Regions from separate parts of the Homo sapiens genome. Here regions 2 and 3 are each linked to region 1. A link is a contact called in ENCODE Hi-C or POLR2A ChIA-PET data. All regions are on one chromosome and are shown on one strand. The core of a region is the stretch at or near the end of the contact, and the rest is flanking DNA. Distances in the headings are between cores, read along the strand shown. Region 1 holds the start of LINC02320 (long intergenic non-protein coding RNA 2320). Region 2 overlaps WDR20 (WD repeat domain 20). Region 3 overlaps DYNC1H1 (dynein cytoplasmic 1 heavy chain 1).

The links. A loop is a pair of places that touch in the nucleus more often than their neighbours do. ChIA-PET counts read pairs that join two places held with the same protein, here RNA polymerase II (POLR2A). Pooled maps may share reads with other maps.
Region 2: a pooled map shows a loop between it and region 1 (2.1-fold over the local background). The contact joins the enhancer-like site here to the promoter of LINC02320 in region 1. A Hi-C loop is called at or near these places in 1 of 50 pooled maps. POLR2A ChIA-PET finds 5 or more read pairs at or near these places in 2 of 52 experiments (activated CD4-positive, alpha-beta T cell and activated T-cell).
Region 3: a pooled map shows a loop between it and region 1 (7-fold over the local background). The contact joins the enhancer-like site here to the promoter of LINC02320 in region 1. A Hi-C loop is called at or near these places in 1 of 168 maps with a recorded cell type or tissue (PC-9) and 5 of 50 pooled maps. POLR2A ChIA-PET finds 5 or more read pairs at or near these places in 2 of 52 experiments (SK-N-SH and activated T-cell).

What each region holds. Positions count from the first base shown.
Region 1 is chr14:101,730,012-101,732,654 of GRCh38, reverse strand. LINC02320 (long intergenic non-protein coding RNA 2320) reads left to right here and starts at 1,349. Exons shown (of 6, transcript NR_184269.1): 1 at 1,349-1,601. LINC00239 (long intergenic non-protein coding RNA 239) reads right to left here and starts at 2,218. Exons shown (of 4, transcript NR_026774.1): 1 at 2,168-2,218; 2 at 1,187-1,298; 3 at 679-867; 4 at 130-419. RefSeq lists enhancers at 652-751, 1,482-1,541, 584-1,783.
Region 2 is chr14:102,181,052-102,183,694 of GRCh38, reverse strand. The region is part of intron 1 of WDR20 (WD repeat domain 20); the gene reads right to left. Among named protein-coding and RNA genes, the nearest start is that of WDR20, 42 kb to the right of the region's middle. Within about 2 kb of position 1,299, at least 2 of the 41 ENCODE cell types and tissues checked have a DNase peak (open chromatin) inside an H3K27ac peak, as active enhancers do.
Region 3 is chr14:102,019,158-102,021,800 of GRCh38, reverse strand. DYNC1H1 (dynein cytoplasmic 1 heavy chain 1) reads right to left here. Exons shown (of 78, transcript NM_001376.5): 42 at 1,745-1,908. Among named protein-coding and RNA genes, the nearest start is that of DYNC1H1, 56 kb to the right of the region's middle. Within about 2 kb of position 1,325, at least 3 of the 41 ENCODE cell types and tissues checked have a DNase peak (open chromatin) inside an H3K27ac peak, as active enhancers do; they include PC-9, where a contact is called at or near this core.

The DNA.
Region 1 (2,643 bases), core at 100-2,599:
CATTACGTCGTCAGAGTCAAGGCCCCACTGACAATGCGGGTGCTCATTAGTTAAGCAGATATTATTAGGCATGTTTACCTGAGAGGAGAGGAACATTCTGTGAAATAATAAATCTGCTGGTTTCTATTCTTCTCCCTTTGCAGACTGAGTTTTTATTATTTTGATCCCAGTACCCATTAGAAACACAGTGTCTAAATATTGAAATGCTTTGCTTCAAAAGCTGCTAAGATACAGTGGCAAAGGTAGCCTTGCAATGAGGTTTTATCTCCAGAGTCCCAAGTTTTTGAGACAAATCCAATGACGCAGATCTTGTGGTCAAGGATGATGCAATGGCGCTCCAGGAACAATATCAGGCTCTGTGACTTGGGTGCCTTCTGGGTGTGTGGCGTGGTCTCGGTCTGACAATCTCTAGAACAACCCTACGAGGTGGTAATTATTATTCTCATGCTGCAAGGGATATCTCCCACCTCCTAGGTGGACTCAGGTCTTGTGGGGCTTAATGCTTTTAAATTTGGGCTGCCTTTTGAAGGGAAAAGACTACAAAATTATGAATACAAAATGAGGTTAAGGTCTTGGGAGGGGCCCATGCAAGCTGGGGGCTCTGCAGGTAAGCTTGTTTAGCTTCCCAGCAAATCCACCTCTGAGCTTGCAAATTACAAAGCTGGAATTTGAACTCACATCTGCTGGATGCAAAGTCCGAGGTCTTCCTGTAGCATGACCGTCTTCCTGTGTGATGAGAAACATCAGGCTGCCGAGGCCAAACAGTGGGTGCGTCACTTTCCAATGAGGCAGGTGTGCGGGACAGGAAGTGGGAGGTTCTCCTTGCAGGGGAGCGGCTGCTGCCAACATCCCAGCTGGTACCTGTCCCTGAGAATGGTTTGGCAGGTGGGGGCCACTTGAAGTCTCTGCTCCTACACCCCGTCACCCCTCCCAGGCTGCTTTCAGAGGAGGGCAAAGGGTATTCATTCCAGCCTCCAATTTCTTCCTCCCACTCCTCGAAAGCATTTAAGTGAGGAAGGCAGGGAAAACGTAGATGATTCTGCTATTGACAGGAGGCCTTTTTTTCCTGCTGGAAGTAAAAGGAGACACTCTAGCTGGGCAGCCAGCCCCACCCTCCAGGGCTCCATCTGGCCTGGCTGAGGCTGGCCAGCCCCTGCTGTGCATGGAGGGGTGCTGGGAAGCCTACCTTGCTTCACACTTTCCTCTTCCACACCCGGCCTGTGACTCATGCCTGAAACGCCTCCGTTCAAGCAATTCTTCCTTTTATTGTGAAGCACTGCTCTCTTCCGGCTCCTCCCCTAAGTCACCACGCAGGGGAGATTTAAGGGAGAGGTTATTTCCCCACCGTGTTCAGGGACAACCCTGTGATCATGGTTTTGGTCACATAGCTTCCAAGTGAGTGTTGTGCAAACATTTGCTAGGATCTCTCGGGGAGCCTGTTAGAAAAGAAACTCCTGAGCCTGCTCCAGAGCTTCTGTTCAGCAGGCCTGAGGTGGGACCATACACCTGTCTTTTCAGCAAGCCCCCCCCCACCTCTGAGGATGCACCCCAAAGCTAGAGAATTCCTGCTCTGAGCCATCTCTGAAAGCACCAAGAGCCAGGTTTGGTTTTTTGTTGTTGTTGTTGTTGTTGTTGTTGTTTTGTTTTTTTTTTAATTACACCCAGACCTGGGTACCTGAGCAATCACTGTCTCTGGAATCAGTGCAAAGTTACCGGGAGCTGCAGAGGCCCAGACAGACTGGAAGAGGGGAGAGCTTGGCTCTAACCCATGCAGCCTCCCCATTGCCCAAGTCCACCCCCAGACCACCTCCCTGCATTCAACCACGAGCTTTGTAGAGGGCAGGCATGCCCCAGGGGCTCTCAGCATCACCCCCCTGCCCCTACCTGTGACCAGAGTCTCCCTGGACTCTCAGCTCTGTCTTCCCAACTCGAAGAGCCTGCCAGGCCCCACCTGGGTACCCTTGTCCATACTGTAGCTTGGAAACCCTCTCAAGAAAGGAAGCTGGGTTAATTGCAGGCTCACTTTATTTTCCACATTCTCAGAAATCATTGTGCCTAGTTACCTGATATCCAGTGTATTAGTCTGTCCTCATGCTGCTGATAAAGACATACCCGAGACTGGGTAAATTATAAGGAAAAACAGGTTTAATAGGTTTAATGGACTCACAGTTCCACGGGCCTGGGGAAGCCTTACAATCATGGCAGAAGGTGAAAGGCACATCTTATATGGTGGTGGACAAGAGAGAATGGAACCAAGTGGAGAGGGAAACCCCTTATAAAACCATCAGATCTCGTGAGACTTGTTCACTACCACGAGAACAGTATGGGGGAAACCACCCCCATGATTCAAATATCTCCCACCAGGTCCCTCCCACAACACATGGGAATTATGGGAGCTACAATTCAAGATGAGATTTGGGTGGGGACATAGCAAAACCATATCATCCAGTGTCTTGAGAACTCTTGTTTTATATATTTGGTCCAATTTATTTTGACTTTTTCAGGCAGGAGAGGAAATCCAGTCTCTACATTCCGTCTTGTTTGGGAGTGAAAGTGTTCATTTTCTTTTAAAACAGACAATATCCTTCCAAATCTATAGTTAGTTCACTCATCCATCACTCATCCATAACCACTGTTAATATT
Region 2 (2,643 bases), core at 50-2,549, 450 kb before region 1:
TGTGCAGAGGGCCTACAAACTTCCATTTCCTCATCCTACAGAGAAACTGAGGCCCAGGAAGAGGTGGTGATCTGCCCAAGGTTCATAATGCTTACAACTTCACCTTTAACCATATCTAGCTGTTTCTCCCTTTTCAATCACCCAGCGTCAGCTAGAACAAGCTACTGAATCTGTAATGTCTAAAATTTCAATAAACAACACGTGTAGCAGTAATTGTATATCATATGACAGCATTTTGGACATAGTACACTGCTGTGTTTCAAACAGGAAGCAAAAGAGCTAGAGTGAGAGAACATTAAACATATCTTAAACATTAATGGAGATCAGCTACTAAAACAAGTGGCCAAAATGCTTGACTTGGCTTCTGTAATTCAAATAATCTCTGATCCAACCAGGCGTGAGCTGAAGAATACAGCCTCAAATCAATTTGGGTAACAGAGAGCTGATCTTCCAAATACTAGTGTGAGGAAAAGCTTTGATCTCGCCTTCATCGGAAGTTCAACAGCATTAGTTCATCACTGCAACTACTCACTTGGCACTTGTGCTGTTAGTCATTTGTCATATATGTCGAATATCCTCAAATAACCTAAAAAAAATGTTCATGGCACAACTTTCTTTTTTTTTCTCTCTCTCTGAGACGGAGAGCTCTGTTGCCCAGGCTGGAGTGCAGTAGCGCAATCTCGGCTCCCTGCAACCTCCACCTCCTGGGTTCATGTGATTACCCTGCCTCAGCCTCCCAAGTAGCTGAGATTACAGGTATGTACCACCTGTATATTACAGGTATGCACCACCTGTATATATATGTATTTTATGGAATAAAAAAAGTCTAATTCTGTTTGGGCCATATATTTATTTACATGTACATATTTGCAAAGAAAACAGTTTGAAAAGATATTCACCAAAATATTAAAAGTGTCTACCATTAAAAGAGGGGGTAATATTTAGATAATATTTTTTGCCTTTTTGTCAATAATCATATATTATATATAATTTTTTAATAGAAAAAAATAACCAAAAAAACTACTAAAACTATTTCAAAATTATTCTAGTAGTTTAAAAGCATGTCATTGCTTGGTATTAGGGTCACAGAAAAATCTGTGACTTGATGAACAGTAAAATTCACAATAAAAGGAAGCTTACTGTAACACTGAGCAAATGCATGAATGGGAATGATATATCATCAACAGATGATAATATATTCCAAACAGGCCAAATCATAAAGTTTCACACCAATTAAGACCACAGGAGTCTATTACTCATCTTTCTGTGGCATCAGTGACATCACTCAATGAGAGGAGAGAGGCCAGGAAAATTATTTAAAGAAGCCAACCATTCAGGCAACAGATGAGGAAGCCATGGCTAGTTCTTTTGTTTTACTCTTCAAATGGCATTCAGTGTTAGAACAGTTCACTGTGTGCTCTTAATTTGCTACAGTGGCAAATAAAGATAGCTTTCCCCAGAGTCCTCTTTGGGAAATCCAATCTGTTCCAAGTTTAGCTCCCTATTTTTTCTCTAATATATATTTATAATATGAATCCATATCTTTTTCATAAGAACTGAACTGAGAATTTATCACCAATTTTACAGTCTTCTAAAGATTCTAGGAAAACTGAATCCTACACTACCCTTAATCCAGAAGAAACAGCTAAAAGGGTTACACAGTGAAATTTGTTTTCAAGTATTCAGTAATATTTTTAGCATTTAGAAGTTAAAATCTTGAAACCTGAAATAAAAATATTACACTGAAAGGGAAAGGAGGTGTATTTGTAGTCTCAATAAGGGACAGTGCTGTATTTAAAATGTAGGTTAGCAGGCCAACCCACTTAGAACTGAATAGGAAGCTCCACACTGAAGGCTAAAATCAACCATAATCCAAAACTTAACGCTTGTCAACAATTCCACATATGCTATGGCTATGCTCTATGCTAAGCTTACCACTCATGATCTCGTATAATGCACTGCAGTCTCATATGACGTAATATATAGAATTAAAATTTTGCAACTACTAGCTTAAAAGTTAAATATAAAGCTATTCCCAAAGAAGTAGACTACAGAAGCAACTCATTTCCCAGTGTGAATAATTCTGTAATATATTTATAATATGGAAAAATCTTATGTAATCTAAGTCTTACATCAGGGGATCAGATAATAGATAAAGCTGGAGTGGCACTTTAAAAAGTCACCTCAGGTGAATGGTCATTAAAAAAAAAAAGTCACACTTGTTCTCAAGATGCTGCAACTCAGACCAAAGAAGTTAACTGCCTAAAATCATACAACCAATTAACACAGCAGCTCAACTCGGAGCTCTGATCTCATTCACTGTAAGTACACCATGCCCAGGAAACTAGGAAGAGCACTAAGGTAATCTAACCCAAAGCCCTCATTTCTCAGTCTCCTTCTCCTCTCACCTGTGGTCTTCTTGCTTCTACATCAGACAGTAACTACCAGACAGAACCTGAAATTATTCTATTATTTATAACACAGTGCCATGAACTACAGAAGACTTACCCAAACTCATTAAATTTAGGATAAACCAAATGACACTCATCTGGTTAAAGTTCATAAGTTATGTTCTGAATGCTGCCAGCCTTCTTCAGGAGACAGCAACTGTACTGGAAGACATGAGTTGCTTGCCTCTTGATA
Region 3 (2,643 bases), core at 76-2,575, 290 kb before region 1:
TAATCCCAGCTACTCTGGGGGCTGGGGCACAAGAATTGCTTTGAACCCAGGAGACGGAGATTGCAGTGAGCTGAGATCATGCCATTGCACTCTAGCCTGGGTGACAAAGCGAGACTCTTGTCTCAAAAAAAAAAAAAAAAAAAAGAAAAAGAAAAAAGAAATGGGAACTGTGATGTGTGTAGTTTTAGAGGTGTAAGACTTACTACAAGGCAAGCAGGCGAGACTGTGACTGCGCTGCTGTGTGAGGACCTTTTGAGAAGCTGACTGTAAGATCTCCTATGCAGGCTACCAGGTGAGGGTCTAGTGAAGGCAGGTATATACTTACTGAAGCCAATCTGAATTTGTAAGCACAACTGCTGTTGCGACATTTGAATTTAAACAAAATTCTCTGTGGTACTAGAAATCTGTGAAAACTATATTGTGGGAGACAGGGTCTTGCTCTGTCACTCAGGCTGGAATGCAGTGGCACGATCATGGCTCACTGTAGCTGCAGCCTCCCAGGCTCAATCGATCTTCCTGTCTCAGCCTCCCAAGTAGCTGGGACTACAGGTACACGTCACCACACCTGGCTAATTTTTTATTTTTTGTAGAGATGGGGGTCTCACTATGTTGGTCAGGCTGGCCTTGAACTCCTGGGCTCAATGATCCTCCTGCCTCGACCTTCCAAAGTGCTGGGATTATAGATGTGAACCACTATGCCCAGCCAATTTTTTTTTAATTGAAAAGGGGAGAGTGAAGGTAGCTGACATAGCAACAATAACAAAAGACTGTTTAAAAAGCAGCAGAACTCCAATAAGAAATAAAAACAGGGCTGCCACAGCCAACATACTCTGCACTCTGCCTTGCCTGCTCATCTCTTACAGTGGCTGTCAGTAATGTACCCGGTGTTGCCCAAGAATGCCAAGGACTCGGGTTGGAAACCCAGTGATTACAACTAGGCAGTATTCTGAGACTCCTTGTACAGTAATGACAGGAAAAACTGCAGGATGACACCTGGTCCAGAGGCACAGCTGCCAAACACTTAAGCATTTCTTAGTCTGGAGGGAACCATCTGCCAAGTCATCTTACTGCAATTCAAACCACAAAACCTTCCACAGTTGATGCCGATCAGTCATCCGTTAGCAATTTTTTCCCTTAAGTATTGGTCACTTAACTAGAAAAACTCAAAACTTACAAGACAAGAATTGATCCAAGTGGGCAACAGGTAAAAGAGAAAACCAGTGCCCCAGAGCTGCAGCTGCAAAGCCTTTGATGAGAACACAGACTGAGAAACAGGAAGAGGGGTGGTGGTTACGGAACACGCACACTGGGCAGTTGTTGGGAGACCTTTTAACTCAGCAGTGAACCCGTGCTCTGGTAAGGTTATCACAGGCAGCTGCTACCTTTTGTGGTCCCACCTGACAGTTTAAAAGGTTTATTAAAGTGCCCCGTTTTTTGACTTCTATGATGTATCTTTAAAAAAAAAAGTACCCTGTTCACAGCCACAAGGTTTATGAAAGTGCCTTGTGTAAGCAGACAGTGGTGGGCCAGCCGGTGCATTCAGCGCACTGTGACTTTGTTACCCTGGGGCAACTGTGACCAGTGTCCAGACGGGAGGCTGCCCTGGCTGACTCTGCTCCTTCCACCACTGGCACCACCTGGCTCTAACTTAGGCAGACCACCCCTGCAAAGACCCCAGCTTCGACAGCTGTAAGAACTCAGAGCAGGGGAGAATGGGACCAACTGGATCCTCGGCTTCCCTTACCTATCTTGGAAGAGACGCAGAGCTTCATGTGCCCAAATCCGAATGAGGCCTTCAACAGGCAGGGTCTCCAGAGGTCTCAGCGCTTCAAAGATGCCTCTCACCCACCTAGTCATTTCACGGGGTGAATAGATATAGTGAGGTTGTGTATCCTGGGTGAATCTCTCCTATGGCAATGAGAAAAATGGAAGGTACACGTAAATATCTTAAGACACAGAGAAGTGGTCAAAAGGTAAAATGTGGCAAAACATGTTTACATTAAAGAACCTAGACCCTGAAATATTTAAGAAGATAGCTGGACATGGTGGTGGGTGCCTGTAGTCCCAGCTACTAGGGAGGCTGAGGCAGAAGAATCGCTTGAACCCAGGAGGCGGAGGTTGCAGTGAGCCGAGACTGCGCCACTGCATTCCAGCCTTGGCGACAGAGTGAGACTCCGTCTCCAAATGAGTAAACAATGTTGGAACAATTGGATAAATAACTGTCCAGAACAAAGTTAGATTCAAGCTGCTCACTTTATGCTGAAATACATTATATTTAACGATTTAAATATTTAAACAATGAAACTACAAAAAATCCTTCTGAAAATACTTAAAAGCAAATTAAATACTGGGAAAAAGCATCTGCCACCTATGACAAGAAAGCTGTCCCAAAGCATGAAGAGCGAGGGAGACACAGCAGGGCAGTTGGCGGCTCCCACTCATCCCCCGCAGCCAGCGGCTCCATGGGAGGCTCAACAGAGAAATGCAAATAGCAACGAGAGTCATTTCTCACCAAATGGGCAAAGACATTTTTGTTAATGACTATTTTTTAAATGTTGCAGAATACAGGGAAGCGGGTGCTGCTGGTGGAGGCGTAGCTGGTCCAACCATCTTGAGAGCAATCTGGCAGATATGCAGCCTTTA